Linked DNA regions of Mus musculus: region 2 is linked to region 1. Evidence: chromatin loops called from intact Hi-C (ENCODE). Cell type or tissue: left cerebral cortex. All regions are shown on one strand. Links, peaks and the distances in the headings refer to the core of each region. The heading gives the core; the rest is flanking DNA. Region 1 has its middle 18 kb from the start of Gm33217. Region 2 has its middle 7.3 kb from the start of Mef2c.

Evidence for each region. A loop is a pair of places that touch in the nucleus more often than their neighbours do. Peaks named below come from ENCODE experiments on the same cell type or tissue, not always from the same donor. Only the 100,000 strongest peaks of a DNase experiment are listed, where the experiment ranks them.
Region 2: it touches region 1 in a loop (2.5-fold over the local background); 2 of 42 quality-filtered maps call a loop at or near these places.

Annotation. Positions count from the first base shown.
Region 1 is chr13:83,368,783-83,380,631 of GRCm38, reverse strand. No RefSeq gene overlaps it. Among named protein-coding and RNA genes, the nearest start is that of Gm33217, 18 kb to the right of the region's middle. In left cerebral cortex, for the core only: no CTCF peak of the experiment used is centred there; DNase peaks (open chromatin) are centred at 4,056, 4,317 and 7,135; H3K27ac peaks cover 848 bases.
Region 2 is chr13:83,511,547-83,523,395 of GRCm38, reverse strand. It overlaps a transcript of Mef2c not described here. Among named protein-coding and RNA genes, the nearest start is that of Mef2c, 7.3 kb to the left of the region's middle. In left cerebral cortex, for the core only: no CTCF peak of the experiment used is centred there; DNase peaks (open chromatin) are centred at 2,403, 4,956 and 5,256; H3K4me3 peaks cover 1,169 bases; H3K27ac peaks cover 4,278 bases.

The DNA.
Region 1 (11,849 bases), core at 2,300-10,299:
AAAGAAATTAAATGATTCTTGACTTGTGAATTAATTTTCTATGCTTTAAAATAATTGTAGCTTACCATTGATTTACAGAAGAAAATATATTAAAGAGTCTAATGTAATATGTACTTCTAGGATAATCTTGTTTTAGAATGTCATCCATTGATGTATAAACAAGCTGGACTCTGCTGAATCGCAGAGGTCTTTTCCATCTTGTAGTTCACAGTCAATAGGGTACAAATGTGTCTGTCATACAGTTACAATCCGGTTTATGGGAATTCACAATAGAGAGACCAATATCATCATTAGAGGCAAGTGTGGAAGGATGCAAGTGGTAAAGTGCACCTTCCTGGACAAGGTACATTGGAATTTGAAGGTCTCACAAATTCGTGCTGGAGATGAATGGAAGAATGAGCTATAGCTGCAGTTATGGCTACAGATGAGCAGCCTGAACACTACCCAGTGTGGGCTCTAGTCTCTTTCAATGTTAAAACATAAATAGCAATAGGACCCCAACTACTTACAGCTGATTTTTTTTTCCTTTAGGAGTTTTCTTTAGGAGATTTGCTGCTATAACTCACACACAATTTAGAGATGTGTTTACCCTGCCCATTTATAGCTGATTACAGCAGCGGCTGCGCTCTTTAGGGGTAACAAAGACTTAGGGCGGTTAATAAACAACTTGCTATTGTTTTTATTTTCATTGTGGTAGGATGAAGAGTCTTAGGAAATCTTTGAAAATTATGTTTGCCTAGAGACAACAATTTAGCAGAGCAAGTTGTTTGGCAAGTATTTTGAAGCAAATGGACACAGATACAAGTATTTATTGTGCTTATAAGTTTTGTTTTGACTGTAAGATACACAGCACCATTAGTCAGTAAATCAGAACTTGGAAATCTGGCAACTGTGAATAGAGTTGGCTGCAGTATTAAGAGAACAGGGATTAGCATGTATGTGAGATTCCTTTTATGATAAATTATCTAGCTCCTGGCTACTGTATATGAGCTCTATTAACTGCCTATAAATTGTTCATCATAAAATCTAGTTCATTCATGTTAATTAGGCCAAGGCTTTTAGAGTTTTCCCTCCTCCTCTCTGTGAAAGCCTAGGTTGACAGGAGAAGAGCTGCATGAGAATATCAAACAAAAAAAGAGTCCTCTGCTAGCCATGATATGCTCCTGCAAAATCTAGGATTTTTCTTAAAGATTTAGAGTTAGAATTGCTTTAATTTTTGAACCTGTGAAAAAGTAAATCACTCTATTGTAGTCATAGAAGATTCAGAAAAGCCAAAATAATTGTATCATTTTGATGTAAATTCTGCCAATCTATAATTTATAATAAGGAGGTGTGTCTATGAAAGAGGTGTTTATATCCACTAGAACGAGTAAAGAGTAAGCACACTCCAGCCATGCAAATGGATAACCTCATCTTCTGCCAGCACAGCTCTGTACATCAGTCATTTTGCATTTTGTCTGTGAAACTGAGCTTTTATGAAAAATTATCTTTGAGGAACTCCTGCATTTGTTGCTGACCACCTTTGCTTTTTTTTTTTTTTTTTTTTTTTTTTTTGGTTTTTGTTTTTTTTTCATACTCTATTTTGCTTGTTGCAGTACTCACATAGGTGATAAACTGGCAGGCAGTGAATGTTATGTTTATATTATCTCATAGTTTGCATTGCTAACAGGCTCCCTTGATACGATTTAAAGTGCATCCCTAATCAACTCTCACACCTTGCACTCCCCTTACAACCTCTGCATTTTATGAAGAGTAGACACGTCATGCCCCAGTTCTGGACGCCAAAGTGGTTGTGACTTCAGGAAGTCCCAACAGTCAGAGTCACAGGCTGAGTCAAGCTCTGTGATTGCTCCCCTGAGATGCAGTTAGCAAGCCTCCCTGACAGAGGCCAGAGGCAAAGAACAGTCAAAGGCTAGGAATCTGTATGTTTGCACACATCCCCATGCTTAGCACCCATTAAGGTGCAATTAATAAAGTGCAGAGACCTCATGGCATTTATGAACCCCAAATAATAGCACAAGGTGGAGGAGGAGGAAGAAAATTCAGCTCTAACCAAAGGGAAGCTGTGCATGTTTAAAATAATGAGATTTTCTCTTATGTTACTGTGCATTTTCCATTTTAAGTGTTAATATTAGCAAACAGTTAAAGAAATTGTAAAACAATTCGGCAAATGATGCTTACTTTCCAAGATCATTTGGACACATTAAATTTGATTCCCTCTTTCAAATTTGTATCTCAGCTCTAGACTATGCTCCAGTCCAGCTTCTGGGTGATTTTCGCCACTTCTAGGACATTGCAGAACACATATGAGTGCATAGGTGTTCATTCTAAATCAGATGTTTAGGAAGATAATGCATTTCTTTGCACTGTATAATAGCAAGGGCACTACAGCAGACTGACTTAGAAGGACTGTGGTTCAAGTCAGTATGTTTCAAACCAGACTACATTACACTCAGAAGACTTTATAGTGAATACCTTGGGCAAAAAATTGTAGTAGATTTTAAGAACCTTCATTTTCTGTCAGTTGAGAGATTTCATAAATTAAGCTTAGCTATTTCTTCCTTTTGGAAAGACTAAAATGAGAAGCTATTAAAGCATACTATTTCTTTAAAAAATTTGAATTAAATGTTTTCGTTTTCTAAAAATATACATTATCATCTTTTCTTTATCATCACTACCATTATCACTGTTATTAAAGTCAAACCTCAACTTCTCATGGTCCCAATTTTTACTAGATAATTCTGGTGTGCATGTGTGTGTGTGTTTTGTTGTTGTTGTTGTTGTTAAGAGCTAAATGGGGAAAAATGAACAAATGTGAGATTTAAGAATGAAGTATCTCTGGGTGTCACAAAGTTTCTGACACCCGGGCATGCAATAATCTCAGCCCAGTACTCATTTAATTCCAGAGGAAGAGTCCATTCACTGGGTTGGCAGACTCAACGAACAAGTATTTGTCTAAATGGAAATGGATACCATAGCATAAGAAATTTATGCAATACATTCTATGTAAAAATCACAATTCAGATGGTATAAATTTTCTTATAGTTAATTATTTGTTTTTCTGTGTATTGGCATTTTTCCTAATTTATTTTCTCTAATTATTTCTAAAATACTCCATTGTCCCTGTTACTCATGAAAATGCTCCATTTATATGTTAACTAAGATATTACAGACCAGGCTTGTGTGTGTGTGTGTGTGTTTCCCACTGCAAATTAAGGGCGTGTTTTATTTCTGCTGTTAGCTCTGATGGGATCGATCCTATATAGATCACTACTTTTAAAACCATAAAACAACTTTGGCTTTTCAAATTTTCATGTGTGCATATGGTATGCATGTGTATGTATATGCATATTTGCATGTATGTAGGCACATATGTGTGTGGTGTGTTTGCATGTGTTCACATGAATTTTTGAGGGGAAGTGGTATGGTTGAACATATGTAATATTAAAGCAGAATGGAAGAATGCTGCAGTAGAAAGAATGGAAGTAGTTGGGCTAGAGAACACCAAAACTCTATTCAAATTCATTCTTTCACTTTTCCTGACAAAGTAGCTGAGCTAGCTTCTTAACATCAAAAGAAAAATCTCCTACTCCCCACTTCTCAGTTAATTCCATTAGAAAATGCTGACTTTAATTATGAAAGGTGGCGATTTTCTTATTACATTTAATATTTTAATGTAGAAACAACAAATTGTTAGAAAAATAGCTACATTGTAGAAAGAGTTTAAATGTACAAAGAGTAGAAAGATATGAAAAACAGCCAAAGATCACATTAAATGTGAATCAACAAAGCCGAGATGGGCGTCATTTAAACCTTTGGGTGGCCTTTGAAAGTCATGAGCCAGGAGTACAGAAACATATACTCTCATCTGCAAAAGAAACAGCCTTGACATTGGCTATTAAGGGCATAGTTCCTTTCTCTCAGTACCAGCTCAGACTGAAGCCTGAGACTTGGAGCTTACTCACCACAGAGGAAATATCATGAGTTATTTGCTCGCTCTGCTGCAACAGTCCTGGCAAGCCTGGAAGTTATGTTGAGATCGTCAAATCTATAGTCCAGGATCATCTTTGTGAATCATGAAACCATATGCCACTGGTTGTCTGAGCTGAAGGAGAAGAGGGGAAAAAGGACCCCCTTCAATATACCCCAACTCCAACCCGGCAAATCTCATGATACTATCAAACAGTGCCAAGGGCCATTTGACCATCTTATACCTTTTCCATCCATGCATTAGGAAAAAAAAAATCTTTGCTATTGCTTGATCCATGTAAAATACCAGAACTCCTGTAGTGCTAACAAGGAATAAAGATCTTGCACCAGATGGTGCCTCTTGTCTCCATCTATCTCTAGCCCAAACAATCTGCCAGAGTTTTGAAGAAAAATGTGATGCGATCGTGTTGCAAAGTATATGAAGAAACAGTATGAAAAGTAATCTGGCTGAAGCAATGGGACCCAGAAGGGAGGGCTTATTATCGGTCTTTGGACCCGTGGATTAGGGCAATGCTATCTATATTTCGACTGTAAAACAAAAGACAAACTGAGATATGGAATCCTGCTAATATTTCTCTTTGTGTCTTGGCAACATACTGATAGTAAATACAGTAAAAATGTTAGGTACTTAAATCTGGGTATTTTTTGATATAGTACAAAATATTTCGATGGTTTGAACAAGTATTGCCAAAGACGAAGAGTGCCTGAACTCTATACTTACATTACTTTTTGATACTAATTATTGCTCTTAATATAGGCAAATTATCTACATTATAGTGTACCACAATCATGGGTACAGCTATATCCCTTTTGCAGAACATTTTAAGTATTTTTTGAAATCTTCTGGATGAGTTGCGTATACATATGTGTGTGCTTGTATTATGTATTTGTGGTGTGTATGTGGGGGCATTGTATGAGATTTCTATTTTTCTATGGGATTTCAGAAGCAATAGTGTTGTTAAATACCCTACTGTCATATGCTTTGATCACAGTTCCAATACTTTGCTATCAATTTTATCAAATATCTATGTCATTTTTGAAGTGCTTTAAAGAAAAATATATTTAGTAGTAGAGAAAAGAGGTCTTTTCTAAAAGTCAGTCATTGAGGGCATAACAATTAATACTGTCTCTATACGAACAATTTAAATAATAAACCTAGAAAATAACTCTGATTAGACAGTAAGTAGCTCATTGGTGTTCCTAGAAGTGTGGTCTGGAGACTGATGGTGATCAGAAAATTAGCAGACATTGGAGATGAGACAATGCAAAAACTGAGCAACAGAATTTGGAATTTTTTACCAACAGCTGTGGTAGCCAAGCATGCGCTCCTTTACCCAGCACTTCATTGTGTTTTAGTTTACAAAATACCAACCCAGGGCAGATTGTGTGAAATGAAGCCCACTCACGCAAATAAATAGTTGAGACAGAGAGTCTACAACTTCATCATTTCATCGAAGAAAGACTAAAATAGAGACAATGGCCTCACCCAGGAAGAGGGTCTATAGCCTTCATCCACTTACATGTTAACCATGATCAGGAGCTTTAGTGGCTCTTATGAAAAGGAAAGAATAGCTCTTGGCAAAATTGTAGTGACGAAGGAATAGGATGAAGTCACAGATTGAGTGGGATGCATGACAAGAAGGCACATATTGCCCATACCCAACATCGGCCTGGGTGATGGAATCACACACAGAAACTTCAGCGGCAAGGAGGCTTCAAAAACACCCGGCCAGAAAAATAATTCTGGCTTTTTAGCTTTGCACTAGCAATGGAAAAACATCTATTTACAAATTCACAGTGAACCATGAAAGACTGTGGGCCTCAACCGAAGAGTTCAATATTAGAAATTTAGAACAGATGGGAAGCTCTTCCCTATACATTTACCGAGAAAGAGAAATTATCCTCTCCATATTTTCCAGTGCTAGAGACAATACGATTTGCAATCTTTCCTTTTTCTTTACTAGGTTGATGCTACATAGGAATGAAAGGACAAAAGCCTGGTTGTTCCTAGCTTCATGGGTCACATGGTCACTTTTCAAAGCTTTGAAGTACTGCCCTGGCTAGGGTTTGTAGAACCTGAGGATAATAAGGATGATATGATATTACTAAATAAAATTATAATTAAAATTTAAATTCTCTCTCTGCTAGTAACATTAGAAATGAGTATTGGTTAGATCTTCATATTAGTTCCATAATATTTTGATTTCTTTATTAACCTTTTAGTGGAGGTCTAATAATATTCTTAGTGATAACTATATTAATGTTATAGTTTTTATTACATTATTTCTTGATTTTATATCAATCATTTTGTGAACATATAGCATTTTTATAGGATATAATGATGTCCAGTACATATAGCTGTGTCTATTGTTGCCTCATAGACACATACACCCCGCCACACACACACCAAAACAGAAAACAAACAAACAACAACAACAATAACAAAACAACAACAACACAGAACTCTTCCAGATGATCTCTTCTGGTTTTTTGATACAGTGGCAAAGCAAATGCTTTTACTCAGTTAAGAATCCATATTTCTAGATGCAGGAGACAGTAAATCTCATTTAAAATAGAGTAGAAGTTGTTTACTTTAAAGGTATTTATCACAGATATTTTGATTTCACAGTTGGAAGGAAGGACTTGTCGTTTTGTCTTCTTTAATTGAGTACTTAACTCATCATAAGTTGTTCAAGAAAGAAGGCACATTCTATTTATCATTGGACACTGAGATGAGTAGAAAGAAATGTTGCATTTCCATGTACTGTAGAAATCCTGCTGCATACTGACTGTGAACCTACTGTTGAATAAATACTTGGGACCAAATCAGTGCCTGATAAATAAGTCCTTTTAGGCTATTAACAGGTACAAAAAGTTTATACACAACAAAACATTTCAACTTCCTTTGTTAACAAACAAATTTACTGAGAAAGAGAAATTATCCTCTTCATATTTTTCAGTGCTAGAGACAATACGATTTGCAATCATTCCTTTTTCTTTACTAGGTTGATGCTACATAGGAATGAAAGGACAAAAGCCTGGTTGTTCCCTTTCTTCTTGAGCACACTTTTAAAACTCCACTTTGCCTCTCTACTTCATATCATTTTTTTCTTCTCCATGCTTGGGCATCCTTTGGTGAGCAGAGTGCTTTTCTCATGTTGCCATCTATTGCGGCTGTCACATGGTGTGCTGGATGCTTCAACGGAATCGCATCCTATTCATCTACTGTCAGAGGTGGCAATGCAGCAGACAGGGATGTTTGTAATTGAAACAAACAAAGCATGTGCTGTTACAGATTTGTATGCTAAACCTTCACAACAAAACTAAGCAGCTATTTGCTTTAAATATGTCAATTAACTGTTACTAATGTACAGTGCACTTCTGGGTTAAGGATGATTGATAGTTACACGCGGTGAAATGTTCTTAAACTAGAGTCAGGAAATGGAAATGTAGGAAAAGGAATGAGCCAGCAGCTGACAGCACTAGTTACAGGTTTCAAAACAACACTTGCAAGCCATTCCGTTATTGTTTCTTTCTTCCTTGTGCAGTCTGTTAGCCAATAATACACTAAAAAAGTTTTGGAAAAGAGAGAATGTTGTAGTGTGAAGTAGACATCATGGGCCTAATCTTATTTGTTTCACTCAGGCAGAACGCTTAGAAGCACAGTAGGAGTTTTGCCTGAGTGAGAAGAGGAGGCTTGTCTCTTTTAAATACCCATCAATGGATCTGTTGCAATTACAAAACTAATTAAAGGGAGAGATGGCTTTTCCCTTAGTTCCAGTGGTCTTTCTCAGCAAACAGTCACTTTGTCATTTGCTCAAGACTCACACTGCTCAGTAGAGAGACACAGAGACAAATGTTAACACAAGGTTACATCTCTCTATATATGTGCAAAAACACTTTTACATGTAAGACTAAATAGTAAAAGAGAAAGAGGTTATGAATTCAAAAGTGGGAGTACATGGAGAAATAACTGGGAAGGGTTGAATAGAGGAAACAAGGGGAAACTGATGCAATTCTATTTCAATAAAAATGTATTAATTTTCGTGGGAACTAAACTTACAAAGAATAAAAGGAAACAGAGGAAATTAACATTTTACACACATACATATATACATATATATATGTATATAATCATACAATCAACAAGAAAATATAAAATAAATGCCTTGCTTATAATTCATACTCTCAGCATATGTTAATATAGATAAACGACATCTCAAAAACCTGGTCATCCTCCATTGCTAGCATGGGACAGTCCAGATCCATAAATCTCTATCTGATAATTGCTACAGTGTCTGGCACAGTACTTTGGGTACTCAGGGAAACCAGGATATGCATCTTGAATCAACACAATGGCCTGATTGCTGCCCAGTTTTGGAAATTACTGTTAAAGCCTGCCATTTTGTTGAGATGATTTAAATCCAAGAACTCGGCCAGCTGACATGATTTAACAAAGCTAAATGTAAAACTCTTTGTGCCACAGACACTATCTATGCATTCTTTTAGTCAAATACAAAAGGAAGAAGAAATTTTCTAGAAACCAAATTTAATATTGGAGTCCATTTGATGTGCATCTTTAAATGTGCACATGAACATTTTAGTAAGTCATTTCATATTCCCCTCAATACACACACACACACACACACACGGGAATATTAATTGATTTTCTTGACAATGAAAGAAACCATTGTAATTCAGTATTTCTTATGTGTGACAGGTGGGTGAATGTGTAGCAGTAATGTTAAATCGAGGTAACAGAAGTAACATAATGTGATTCCTAGTTCATTCATATTTGAAGAAGCAACCTCAGCTACGAACTATAGTAAGTTGTTATTTAATGAGGTATCTGAAGTACCCAAGGTGTCTGTAGACTTATTGACTTGTAGAGAACTGTGCTAATGCACACATAGCTTGCTATCTCAGGTTTTGTCTTGCCTCTACAGGCTTAATTTACAGGCTTTTGAGCCATGGAGCTTTCCAGTGGGGTCAGGTAGTGAAAAAACAAGATGCCTAGGGGCCACTAAGGTTCAGGCAAATAGATGGAACTAGAAAATATCATCCTGAGCAAGGTAACCCAGATCTACAAGAATATGCAGGATATGTACACACCAATCAGTAAATATTAGCCATAAAGTACAGAATACCCATGATACATCTTACAAAGTGTGTGAAGTTTAACAAGAAGGAGGACCCAAGTGAGGATGCTTCAATCCCACTTAGAAGGGGAAACAAAATAATCATGGGATTCAGAGGGAGGGAGGGACCTTTGTATAAGAAGGGAGGTGGAGGAGAAAGGGGGGGACAAGATTAGGTATAGGGGGGGAGACAGGAAAGAAGCCCAAAGGTACAGGAGTCTGAATGGAAATTTTTCTGGATGTGGAGGGTGGGGGCAGAGTGAACCTCTAGAAAGTCCCAGAGACCTAGGGTATGAGAAGCTCCCAGGACTCATTGGGGATGACCTTAGCTAAAATGCTCAACAGTGGGGAGATGGAACCTGAAGAGACAACCTCCAGTAGATAAATAGGGCTCCCAGTGGAGGGACAGAAACACTCACACATCTTCAATATTTGTGACCCAGAATTGTTCTTGTCTAAAGGAAATGCAGGGACAAAAATGGAACAGAGACTAAAGAAATGGTTATCCAGTGACCAGCCCAATTTGGGATCCATCCCATAGGCAGGCACCAAACCCTGACACCATTTCTGATTCCATGTTGTGCTTGTACACAGAAGCCTGACATAGCTGTCCTCTGAGAGGCTCTACCAGTGCTGACTGAGACAGATGCAGATACTTACAGCTAACCATTAGACTGAGGTTGGGGACCTCAATGGAAGTGTTAGGGGAAAAACTGAAAGAGTTGAAGTGGATGACAACCCCATAGGAAGAACAACAGCATCAACTAACCAGGACCCCTCAGAGCTCCCAGAGTCAAAGCCACCAACCAAAGAGCATCCATGGGCTGATCCATGGCCTTAGACACAGACTACCTGGCCTGGCCTCAGTAGGAGAGGATGAGTCTAATCCTGTAGAAAATTGATGCGCTGGGGAAGGGGGATGCAGGATGAAGTGGGTGAGGTGGAGATAGGTGGGTAGGTGAGCAGCCTCTCAGAGGCAAAGGGGAGAGGGATGGGGTGAAGAATTCTGGGAGGGAGGACCAGGAAGTGGGGCAGCATTTGGAATGTAAATCCATAAAATAACTTAATAAGCAAAATAAAATGAAAAAGAAGAGTAGAGCCCTGTTACTTGTCAGTCTCTCAGTGCACAGGTGCTTTCTTGGCAGTTTCTTCCATGTTTGTTCCTCAAGCAAGACTCTTCTTGTACATGTCATAATTTCAGACTCTTTTAGTGACCTTGACTTCTGTCTTTTCTTGTCCCCTTCAGCCTCAGCAGCACTACCGGGTTCCTACTATGCCCTCAGAACCTTGTTCAGTAAGTTCTGTCTCTGTGTAACCAGATCTTTGGGTTACATGTCCCCCTAAATTTTAAATACTAAAGTGGAATATTTTCCCCTTCTAGTTTAGCTGTGACTGATACAAAAAGATTGATTTTTTTGGAAACAAAACGAGCACAGTTCCTATTGAATTATTAAGCAGATTGTTATGTGCACTCAGAAATAGGCAGTGAGTGTTAAGAGCCAACAAGAGTTTCTTAGGAGCGATCATGACCAATTTTCCTTTATTAAATTGGTAGTTGAAGAAATGTTGGCATTCATACATGAGTGAGGCCTTTGAACTGATCTCTCATGATGTTCTTGTGGTTAATAGACACATGTGGGCTGGATGATACAGCTTTAGCCAGGTTTATAGGCTGAAGAAAATACCTAGAGGGAATCATGGCTGCCTTTCAATATTTGAAGAGGGATTAGATTAAATCTTTGAAACACTAGAGGCTGGAGTCAGGATCAATGTTTGAAGTTCAGGGAATCTGATTTTGGCTCAATAAGTGGAAATGCCTTCTAAGAATTAGCCCTAGAAGGAAGATGATTTCTGCCCCTGTTTGTGTTCAGGGGCTCATTAGGAATGAAGGATAGGAATTCTTGCAGTGGGGAAAACTTGAAATATATTATCCCCAAAGTCACTACCAACCCTAGAAACCCATGAGTCCATGAATGTAGCCATTCTTGTTTCATATCAGCATGACATCACACTTAATTCTCCACAGACTTCAGAAGGAGCATTCACGGTAAAGCACATCACTGACTTTACAAAGAAATACTCAAGAATCCTCTTATATAAAAGGACAAATACCAATTTACACGAGAAAGTTAATATTTCCTTTTGAAAAAATATTTTGAGAAAAATTAGGAAGGGTATAAAACAAGCACAAATGAGTAGTATTAAATGATAATTGGTGGATATGTGTTTTATAAATAAGATATGAATACAAGAAACTTGATGTTTTTACCAGATATACTGAACCTGATAGAAGAGTGAGTCAGGTATAGCTTTGAATGCACTGGCCCAGGAGCTGACTTTTTGAACTAAACACTGTTAACATAGGCACTAATATCAACAACTAATAAGTAGGATCTTGTGAAACTGAAAAACTTTTATAAGTCAAAGAACACTGTCATTCTCACAATTCAGTAGCCTACAGAAGAGGAAAATCATTTTACCAACACCACATTTCATAGAGGACTATATCCAAAATATATAAAGAACTCAAGAAGCTAGACAACAACGAAACAAAATAACCAACTGAAATGGGGTTCAAATCTAAGCAGAGAATTCTCAAAAAAGGAAACTCAAATAACGGAGAAACAGTGAAATGTTCAACATCTTTATCTATCAGGGAAATGAAAACAGTGTTGAGATACCATCTTACATCTATCAGAATGGCTAAGATCATTAACACAG
Region 2 (11,849 bases), core at 1,796-9,795, 140 kb before region 1:
TTCCCAAATGCATTAGGCTCCCCTGACCGATAGATAGCGGGTGACTTCACTTATCCTGAAGAGTTTCAGCTGCACAGGAAGCAGGAGCAGACACTGATAAGAACTCTTAGGTTAAGGTTTAAGCTGTCGAATAATTTTCCATAGTAAAAATATAGGTTAACAAAGAATTGATACTTAGAAAAAAAAAAAAGGTACTAGATATCACGACCACACCTAAAAAGCTAAAGATTAAATATATCAACTATATACAAGTCAACCCTATGCATTCTCAAAATAGTGAAAGATTGCATGCCAGGAGTACTGTAGCTTGTGTAAAATATGAACATTTAATTTTTAATACTATGATTAGAGGAAGAGAAAGTTCACAGAGTACTATAATGTAGAAGATACAAGAGTAGACAATAGTAGCCCATAGAAATATCTAGCTAATTAAAAATATTTTCGAAAGTATATGTTTAACCCAGTAACTGGCTGAATTTCCCGGGAAGCTCTCCAGTAGGCCTGCAGAGTACTATTTTAATGCAGAGGGGCATTGTGCTTCAAAAAAGCCTCCTGCCTCATTGTGCTGTTTGAAGTTAGTAGCTTCTATCAGAGCAGTGGACTCAACATTTAAGCACCCTCCGAAGGAAGGCTTCATTTGAAAGCAGAAAGTTGTTTTTACAGGCAAGTTAAACTACATGGGAACAATCTTCAAACCTCTGGCTCCTTACCACTGAGACTATTAATTAGTACTGCGATTTTATTACAGGAAAGCATGACAAGCTGTCACAGAGCACAAGCTTTGTGACATGGTGGGTTTTTTGTTTGTTCTGCTTTTGAAAATGGTATCTATGCTATATTGTATTTGCTCCTCTTTCACATAGCAAGTGTGACTACCATGAGTTTATATAAACAGAACGGCATGTTTAGAGGTACAAGCTCTGAGCTTAGACATGCTGCATGCTAAGGCATACCTAGATATGGTGATATAAATAAAAATTTAGATTATTTTTAAGGTTTACAAAGATCCTCACAGAGCAAACTATAAGAAGGACCAAGAGAACTTATTCTCATAGTGCTTTAAATTAGTATAATGAACTATAATGGCCTATGTTACATGACAGAATTGATATAGCCAATACATGAATTCAATAATGCTCTTCTCCTTAATTATAGACAAAGTTTCTACTTACCACAGCACACTTCAGTTTTGATTTATTTTCCTTCAAAAGGAAACTTTTATTTTTCCCCACCAGGTGTCAAAGAATTGTTTAGTAATAAGTATTGTAACAAACCCGTATTTATCAACAATATTGTAAACATTTAAAAGTATGTCCAGTCCAGGTGAGGATGATTTGAAACTTTGGGTCTGGAATGTATTACAGCTGGCCTTTGAAAAGATAAGAGTTCCCCCTTTGTATATTTAGCTTCTTAATGATGTGTGAGCAAAGTTAAGATTAGTGTTAGTTTTCCTCACAAACCTTGTAGCTGAAGTGGAAAATAAATAAATATATATATAAGTAAATAAATAAGTAAATAATTTAGTAGTAATCCATGAGATTGTTAATCCAGAGTGTGTTTTATATTTGTCTTTAAGTAATGCCAGACACACATTATCTCTTTACTTTTATTTACCTAAACTGGTGATCCTTGCTACCTAATGGTATTCATTTTTCTTGTGTAGGAAGTATTTTGTTCTAGATGTTGAGAGACTTAGAATGCTCTATCCAGTTTGGGATTTGTGGTTGTAGATGTGACTCTGTGGCAGAGCACTACTAACTTTTTTACTTATGGTTTGATAGTTTACATTGAAAACACTAAAAGTGTCTTCCTAATAGATAAATCCTTTCTAGGCCTCGGTTTCCTGGTTTGCATGAGCTCTCCAATTTTGTTCTATGCTTGAAAATAATCATAATTATTATATCTTTTATATCAGTGGGGAGTGAAGCTAAGGATTTAATAAAAGGAAACTTTCCTTTAATAAAGAAGATGAAGTGATGGCTAGAATTGACCTGCCATTAAACCACCTTTCTCCTTACCTCCCTCTCCCTCCCTCCCTCTCTCTCTCTCTCTCAATCACTAACTCACTTCCTCTCTCTCCTTCTCCCCCCTCTCCCCTTCTCTCTCTGAATGTGTGTAATCACAAATATTCCTTTCATTAATTATTATAAGTGCTTAATTTTAAATATAAATAAACATTAGTTATCTCATCCAAGGATTTATTTCACAATGCATTTAGACACCTGAAGTTACAGAGAGCATGGTGATCGATTGTTTCAGCTCAAAGCTAACATTCCAATTTCTGTTTTGAGCCATCTTACTTCAGCTCCCTTTCTTCTGCCTCCCTACATTAAAGCAGCAGTCTACGAAAGCCCTATGCACTGGGTCTGCCTGCTTTTAAGCCTGGCCCACGCTGGGTGTAGCTCTTGAAGTGAGCTTTAAAAAATTATTTTAAAGTGAGCTGGGGCGGTTGCCACAGCAACCTACCCTGAGATGAAGAAAGGATATAGATTAATCTACCCCTCAAGATTATTCAAGTGTATAGTATTTGTTCTTCAGCCAGAATACTTTCATCATAAATATAATTGAACATGAAAATTTAGAAAAATAAAAATCCGAGAAACATGGTAAGATTCAAATTCCACAATGTAAAAGATATTTTAACCTCTTTGTAGTTTGTCCTATGATGATGTACATGGCCACCTAGGAATCAGCTTAATTGTAGTAGGCACTTGCAAAGGTGGCCCTTGGAAGGTTTTAGGAGCTCTGAGCAACCACCATGCCACAGCACTGCACATATCATAAAGAAGAGCATGGCCATTTAACTGTATCACTGTCACACATGCCAACATTTTAAATAAATACTTCAAGACAAAGAAACTGGTGGCTTTCCTTTCGTGGTAAGTTTGTGGCAGACGATAAATGTGAACACTCACCCTCTGCACTTCTTCACTGCCACAGCCATTGGCCTTCCACGCTTCACTTCATCTCTCCAGAGGTTACTTCACAGTTTTCAATGCTTTTGTTGGCACCTTAAAAGTGTGCAAGTATATTAAAAAAAAGTAGTTATCTTCTTTAAAGCTGACATTAGATTCCGGTAGATGTGATTTAAAACTTCTAAAGTGGCAACACTTATTATTTTAAAACCCAAATAATGATCAATTGTAATAGTGCCTATAACTTTAAAAGTAATAGTGCACACTTTTTTATATTTCACAGATTCATGAGGTACAGTGTTATTCCAAGCTGACCACACAGCACGCAGACTGAATTGCTAAAGAATCTGTACTATACAAAGGATTTGTTATATCAAGGAAAGATTTCATTGTAGGGTTCATTTCCTACATAGGGAGCCTAGCCTTATCTTTACATTTCTACCTTTAATTTTTTTATATCCGAATAAAAATTACAAGAAAAAAGTAAAGTAAAATTCATCATTAATCACACTAGTAAAATTTGTCAAACAGGGAGATATTTGGAATAATATCTAAGTAATGATTTGTAATAATGTCTAAACTTTTTCAGCAACAGGCTCATTTTACGCATTGCTTAAAGACCCACTTAGAATGCTTTGGGATTGTCAGGCAGTCCTGGCACATGCCTTTAATCCCAGCACTTGGGAGGCAGAGGCAGGTCGATTTCTGAGTTCAAAGCCAGTCTGTTCTACAGAGTGAGTTCCAGGACAGCCAGGGCTATACAAAGAAGCCCTGTCTTGCAAACTTTGGGATTAATGCTGTGGCTTCATCAATGTATATGGAATCTCTTAGTAACAGAACCTTTTCTTTCCAAGCAGTCTTTAGTTGTGTAGAGCATAGAAAAGCGCTCCTGTGTTCTAATCTCTGTCTCAGACTAGGTTTCCATGGCTTTTGTACACACATGAATATTTCCTTGGCTTTAACGTAGGACTAGTACCCCCACCCTACCCCTCAAGGACCAACCATGGCTCAGCAGAACAGGGACCAATATCAGTTTTCCCAATTGTCTGAGCAGGACTTTTCATAATGAGGAGTCATTTAGAAAACCTCCTCATCTGGGTTGCCATCCTTATAATTTATTTTTGATTATATTGTGTCAGTGTCAGAGAAATGAAGAATCAGGGTAGTATTTGTTTTAGGGTTATGGGAACTGAAGGACTTATATCCTTCAAGCTCAGGCCCACCATGCCTTAATCTCAACTTGGTCTGGTACTCAGACCCAAGTTTTCTGACACATCCTTTTCTCTCAGTTCTTGCTTGGCTTTAATGTATATTATTAAGTTGGGATCACGATATATCTCCTAGGACCTCTTAACCTTACTCTTCACGAAATAAAGTCTGTAATAAATTATCTAACACCCCCCTTCCAAATTCTCCTCTACAAAGTATGATACATTTTTTCTTCTTCTTCCCTTCTATCAGTAAGTGCAAATAAGACTTGATTGGTAATTTGCTTATAAGTGTGCGGCTGACTCGAAAGCATCTATGGGGACAGCTAAATTTAATGGGACTTTACATCTTCTCTTCCCATTGTTAAATGCTTATTGAAACACTGGTTCTACTCCATTTCATATCACAGGAGACCTGAAATTTAAGGCGTAGATTTCTCCCTTTAACCCTTTCTTCTAGAGACCTTACTAGGTCCGTGCTCTTTTCATTTTAACAGATCGTAACCAGGGGATGCGATGGAAGTTTGGGGTTAAAATTTTCCTCTGGCATTTGGTACCCACTTCTTTGTTTGTGAAGCAGAGGGGCTGGGATTCAGTCCGCAGGGCCCCATAAAGAGCAGACAAGGGACGCCTCTGGTTTCAGCAGCTCACTCGACTGAGTTATTGATTGCAGGCAGAAGCAATCCCTCTGTCTGATTTGTGTTGAAAGCTGACCCGCTGGCTGGGCGGACTGGAGAGGCACAACGGCTGCAACGTCACCCAATTACTGCTGGTCCTCCCCTCCGACATGGCTCTCCCCTCCTATCTGCTCTTCTCCGTGGGTCGCAACTTCCTCCCACCCACTTTTCTCCGGCAGACGGAGCTGAGGGGGTGGGGACTCTTTCCCCGGCTAGTTTCTAGAGCTCCCAGGCTGCTAGTGTGTGTGTGTGTGTGTGTGTGTGTGTGTGTGTGTGTGTGTGTGTGTGTGTTGAGGGTAGAAGGGGGGGCGCTGCGTGTGCCACGTGAGTGAGCCCCGGGACGGGCGGAGGAGGCCAGAACTGCCAGAGCGGGCCTGGGTTCACAAGGGTTGGGCATGATGTCTTCAACAGCGGGACAGGAAAGGGTGTGCCGGCATGCTTTCGGCTGGAGAGTCTTGGTTTGGGAGAAAGAGACTGGTGGTGTGCTGATAAAGATGGAGCGTGATGGGCTCCAGAGAATGGAGGAGGGCTCAAAGGCAGTGGGTGTGCTTTGGAAACGCGCGGTGGTGGCGCTGGTGGAGTTTCTAGGAGGGTCTGTTTTTTAGGATCCCAAGAACATTTCTTCCCAGGAACTGGAGATGAGCTTTGAGAAATCTCCATAAACATGGGGGGGGGGGGGAGGGGCGGGGTCTGGAAAAGGAACCCATCACCCACACAGCTCACAAAGTGCTGGCATGAGGTCTGTGAGGTCTGCGTTTCTGGCTACCTGGTGCATCATAAGCACTTTGCAATCAGGAAGAAAAAGAGGGTCTTTGGGCAGGTCCAAACTCCCTGTCCTATAGCATCCTGGATTTGTAACAAATCTTATAGACTAATAGGAAAAGAATCATGGCCCCAAATTAGCTTTAAACTCTAATTAAGCCCCTAGGTTCTCAGAAATATTTTTAAAACCTTAAAGCCAACCACTAACTCCAGAAGGTAAGCTACCTCTGTGAGTATATGCAGGTCATGGTATATTAAAGATCACAAAGTAGAAAGAGAACTAGGATGCTAAGGAAAATTCACAGCAAACCCGAATGAGAAGACTTTCTTTCCTCTTGCACAACTTTCTTTTGTTACCACTTGGAAACAGTGTTGGGATATTGTGCAAAAATAACCATCAGGAGATGCAGAATCTTGTGAGGTTCTTTGCTTGTCTAGGGTGCTGAACCAAAGAGAGCAAGTGTAGTAGAGAGGATACATCAATGGTTTAGACCACAGGGCTCTACACCTCTAACCCAAAGAAAGATGTGTGTTCCCTACAAATAGGATAGATGCTAGACTAACACTTGGCCTTCCAAGTTAATCAAAACTAAAAAAAAAAATTATTCCTTCAATCACATTGTCCATATTTTAACTGCTAAATAGGCCTGTGTGGGTAGTGGGACCTCTGAGGTAGGCATAAAAATATGCCTTTTATTACATGGAGTCATTCTGCCATAGTTTTAAGGGAAAATATTCGCTTAAAACTGCATTATGTTATGTTGATAACAGGCAGATTTCTAGGATAGTCTGCATTTCTAAGGAAGTATATTACATCACATTGGCAGCAACGTGAAAAGTTTTAAAGTCTGAATTTTAGTGTCTTGCCTGCTGAGAAAGATACTGGGAAATACCCAGTCCATGTACCTTTTTGTTGCTTTTAAATAAGGAAGGTGGGTCAAACTCAGAAGGCCTAAGTGATCCACATCTCTAAAATTGGAACGAAGCTTAAGTCTTCTGATGGGTTCAGTATCTTTTCTGTTGACCAGGACATCTTGGCTGGCTTGGCCAGGGAAACTGACTGTACTAGAAGGTGCCTTGATAGCTTTTAGGTAGTTTTTTTTTTTGTTTTTGTTTTTGTTTTTTTTTAAGAGAGAATGCCTCTAAGCATTCACCCTAGAGAAAAATGCATTTCATAAAGGATAAGCTGCATGAGGACTAACACTGTCTCCCAAACCTAACCTGCACGATTGATAGTGTCAGACAGCCACATAATGCTTTTGCAAAGAGAACAATTGAGATATAATACTGTGTTTACTTGTACTTAAAACTTATGCAGAACTAGCATTATGCTTTTAAAATAAATGGTAAGCAATATAAAAGTAAAAGAAAAAGGTGTTATCTGAGGTGAGACTTGCTAGCCAACTATAATCCTCCTCACATTTGGTAAAATTATCTCATTCACTGACTTCACAAAGGAGGGATTTGGTCTGAAATGTTAACAATGTAAATAATGAAATTACAACTAATACTACATAAGATGGGTAATAAACAACCAGTGCTATCAGATTTTAGACTGAGCATAAACTTTGGGACTTCAATAGGTTGCTAGGGGATTCATTTTGCTGTATCTGTTCTTTACAATTTTCATTGTTAGCTCATGTGAATGTTCATATTAATTCTGCCCATTTATGGTACATTTATGGTAATTAACCCTTAATGAAGATGATCTCTGTTCACATCAACATATTCACTGATGGAAAATAATGCTAAAATGATCATTCTTTTGAACATTGGACTGATCCATATTTGAGCTAATATCTATGTCTCATGTCAATTTACCGTTTGCTCATGTTTGAAAGGATTCTTGGCATACTACCTGAAATCTAAGATGCTATATGAAAATGCCTCAGTGCTCTGCAGACAATGAAAGTCTCAGCTTCTCCATAGCTGTTCAGCTTCTCCATAGCCTACAAGTGAAAAGGCTGATGGGACTCTGAAGTGAATATAGCCAAACATCAACTGAGGGAACACAGGCTAACTGATCACTCACACCCCAAGCTTCTTGCTCGGTGACTTGGTTTCCTCAGGTATACTCCACATGTGGACTCTAGTGTGATATCATCCATGCTTTGCTATGAGGAATGAATGAGCTGCTTGACAAGGAACAGGGCTGAGAAAACAAACTGCAGTAATTCTGTGAGAACAATTCTCACTTCCACACTTCCAAGTCCCTACTCACTCCTGCAGTGGTTGTCATAGAAAAGTAAGTGGGTCATCAGAGACTTGAGGATTGATTCAGGATGGGGACAGGTCTGAAATTTTACCTTTGAAGAATTGGAAATCTCTCTAGACTTAAAATCCTGTTTTCCTGGGTCAGGTTGACTTTTTCACAGGTGTGTGGTCTCCAGGCTACTTTTAGCCCTCGTGGCGGCTGCTCTCTGCTTGTTAGCTGCCTTGTGGCTGAAAACGCACCAGATGCTCCAAGCCCATCCTTTTCACCCCAGTTGACCTTTGGAATGCAGTTGTCGGCCAAGAAGACACTGATATCCCCAGTCTCCTGCTAGCAGATTCTTTAGGGCAGTGGCTGCTCAGATAGTCTCCTGATGTCATTGCAAATGTCTGATGGCCATCTATGGCAACTAGACTGGGCACAGGCCTCCTGGGAAGGGGGAACTCATGGAATGCCTAATGTAGCATTCTGTTCAAGAAGGATCTAAGGGCAGTACTCTGTTCTGCTGCATGTGTGCTAGATATCACTTCTGCATTACACTATACAATATGAAAAACATGGCCTCTCTGGACTGTTAGTAATGTCTGGAGTGGGACACTCATTTGTCTATTGGTATAAGTATATATTACAGAAAAACCCGAATCAGTACATTAAAGAATTTTTTATGAAGTGTTCATGGTAACATTTTTATTAAGAGAAAAGGAGTCTAGAAAGAAGGGGCTAGCATGACAAACTGTGTTCCCTCTACCTTTTAATGTAATTTTGAATGATTATTATATTTATAAATGAGAGTATATATTCTTTTAAAATATCTTATTTATAACCTAAAAATTTAAGTTAAGCAGAGTAATTTAAGAAACTTAAATTTTTTGTTAAGATAGAAAGAAATATGCAAAATATCTGCTTCCAATAGGTGTTAGTTCTATGTAGATTGTACATAGGTATATACATAATTATCCTAATATTCTCACTTCCTAGAAAGAAGGACATTTTTGATCGTTTTGGATGAAAGTTTCCTAAATATTTTTGGAATACGGTGATAATAAAGGCTAAAATGTCAACAACAGAAAGAAAATAAATGTAAATCAGTGGCTAACAACAGTCTTCTTGCTGGTTTCGTCTTTGAGCCAAAGACCCAAACCAATAGATTTGACTCGCCTTTGCTCTATTTATATTTGAGTCTTTCAAAGCAATTATATTTATAATCTAGGTGTAATACTTGAGATATATACTGAAAAATTCAATATTTTTAGTATGTATATAAAATACTTCTCATTTTTATGACCACTTGCTACATTTTAGATTGCACCAATTACTCTATAAATGTTATTACTTTTATCCAGACTACAGCCTTTTTAAATGCTTTTATTATTATCTCTATCTGATAGATTTTAAGAACAAAAATGTAAACTAATGCCTTACTTTGTCTGCTCAGATAGTCCATAAATGTCAAAGGACATGAAACCAGGCTTATTCACTTCCAAAACTCTGTTCTTAACTATGATACTTTTGGAAAATCAAATTCAGCAGGGATTGATATAATCACACAACTGGAATAACTTCTGAAAAATACATCTATTCACAGGTTATCTGCTTCACAGTGGCTACTCCCAGGCACTAGTCACTCACAGGTATTTTTGCTTGAGTCCCTTAGAGGTCTCCTTAGAAATTTGCTTTGTATTCTTTAGAAGCATCTCTGTGCTAAAGAATCAGTGTTGTTATTGTTGACTTTTGTTGTTGTTGTTGTTAAAAGTAAATCTAAAGCACATGTTTTAAATAAGGTGAAAACGAGGATTTGATCATAAAGCATCAAATGTTTGACATTTGGACAATAAGCAGACATTGAACTACAGATAGAAAAGAACAATTTCAAGCTTCTTTCTGGAAGGAATGTATAGCCTTTGAAGACAGAGGTTTGATGTGCAGCATTGGCCAAGTCTGGAAGTCAGTGCTACTAATCGATAGGTATATAGGAGATAGGATAGGAGAGGTATATAGGAGATAGGATAGGAGAGAGCCAAAGGCAGAGAAAGGTAAACCTGACAGGAGATTAGAACCCAGATTTACCAGAGAAGATGGACCTAGCCCTAACAGTTTGCTGAAAGAAGGATATGAAATTTTATTTTTGCCTGGCCTATAGAAAATGTCCAATAAAGTATTCCACATTTTTATTTCATCTTCAACTGTCTCTCATGCCCCTTAGAAACATATTACTACCAGGTACTTAATGATATTTAAAACATGTACTCTTTTCTCTCAGGTTTTGTACTTTAACTATGTCATTTCATGATTTCATTTGATATTTAAAATAAAATATATTTATGCTAGTATGTTGATTAAATCAGCACATATTACACTAAGATAATTCATATTTTATGGGTGGTAATATTAGCCTTGTCAGTGCTCTGGAGAATATAATTTTCTTTTATATTCATACTAGGTTTTATCAGATTCACATAAGTGAGGATAATGCTTACCTAGAGTAAGGATCGATGATTGTGTATTTTGGTTATCTCAGAAACCTTGTTAAGTTGCTTAATGAGTGAATAACATTGCATTTGGACTTAGGAGTCTGCACATAAGTGCACAGGATGAGTCATTTTCTACAACTCTGAGATTTTTGGCTCCTATGAAGTCAGAGATCTCCCCTGTGTCCCAATAGCCATGTGATGTCACTGAGACTTGTCTGGCAGTCGTGTAACATCACCAAGGCTTGCCCACTTATGCCCTTCCCTTCATTCACGTTCAACTTGCCCTTCTTTCACCTTGGACCGCTCATCTCACCCAGTAGCACTTTTAAAATCAATAACAGCTCCATTGTGAGTGTCTCTACTTCTTTTTGCCTTCTACTGATGTGACTTACAAGGTCCTTTCATCCTCAGCAGCCGGGTAAGCCCCAGAATTCCCATGGATTATATTTTATCAGAATCTGCTGCTTCCACTGACTTATCCACAATACACTATCAACAAATTACCTCTTTAAGTGAATATTTTTAAACTTTTAAGAGAAAAACCAGTCCATACATTTCCTGCTGTGTTTCTAAAGGGGCTTTTATGGCCTCAAGTCCATTCCATTGACAACCACTTAATAGTACACAAGGAAGTAAGGGCAAATGCACAGGAAGGACTTGAGGAAAAAAATTATTGCTTCTGAAAATGTTAGGTTGGAAGATGAGCTCTCTGCCAGCTCCTTGAAAACCCATGCACTTGCCCTTCAGATTCTTTAAATTCCCATCCTGTTTGCTTCTCTCTCTCCATATATATATATATATATATATATATATATATATATACATGAGTGACACACCAACTAAATAAAAAATGTGTGTCCTTTGTGTTATAGCTTCGATGTTCTCATTTAGCTTACTGCATGTATATTCCTTTTTATTAAAAGTCATTAGATGTAAAATTATTAGTTACTCAGTAATTTCTTGAAGGGAATTAAAGAACCCTCTATAATAAGCACTTTTTCTTGAACAGAGGGCATACTATTTAGGAGCGTTGAAAGGTCAAAGGGCAAAATTTGTTATGCCTTATCTCTATCTTCTCTATAAAAATCACAAATAGATAACTTTTTGTCAAAATAAGATAAAAATGGAATAAAATGAAAATGAAAACAAAATACTCTCCAACTTTGTGTGGTCACATAATATGAGTGACTGGAGAGATTTTTACCAGGCCAGTGAGTTTTGTAGTAATCATCATCATTCTGAGGGGACTGGAAAGAAGAGGGCTTGTCTTGTGTCAAAAATTTCATGAGAAATTTTTGCAACATTTTTTTTCTCTTGACCCCTTTAGCAATCAATAGTCAGTCAACGTATGGCTTCCCTCTTCTACTTTCTCTTCTTTTTCCTTTTCTCCTCCACTTCATCCCTTCTATTCTTTTTATTTCATCCTTCATTTTCAGTTATAAATTTCTTCTCAGTTGTCAGTACAAGGGTCCTTTCATATTAATGACCAAGTACCTTTTCTGTGTAGAATTATTTTCATTTTAGAACTATGGGATAGTTCTAATAATTTTTTCAAGTCTTTTAAAACCACAACAGATTAAATTCCTCAACAAAGGTCTTATACT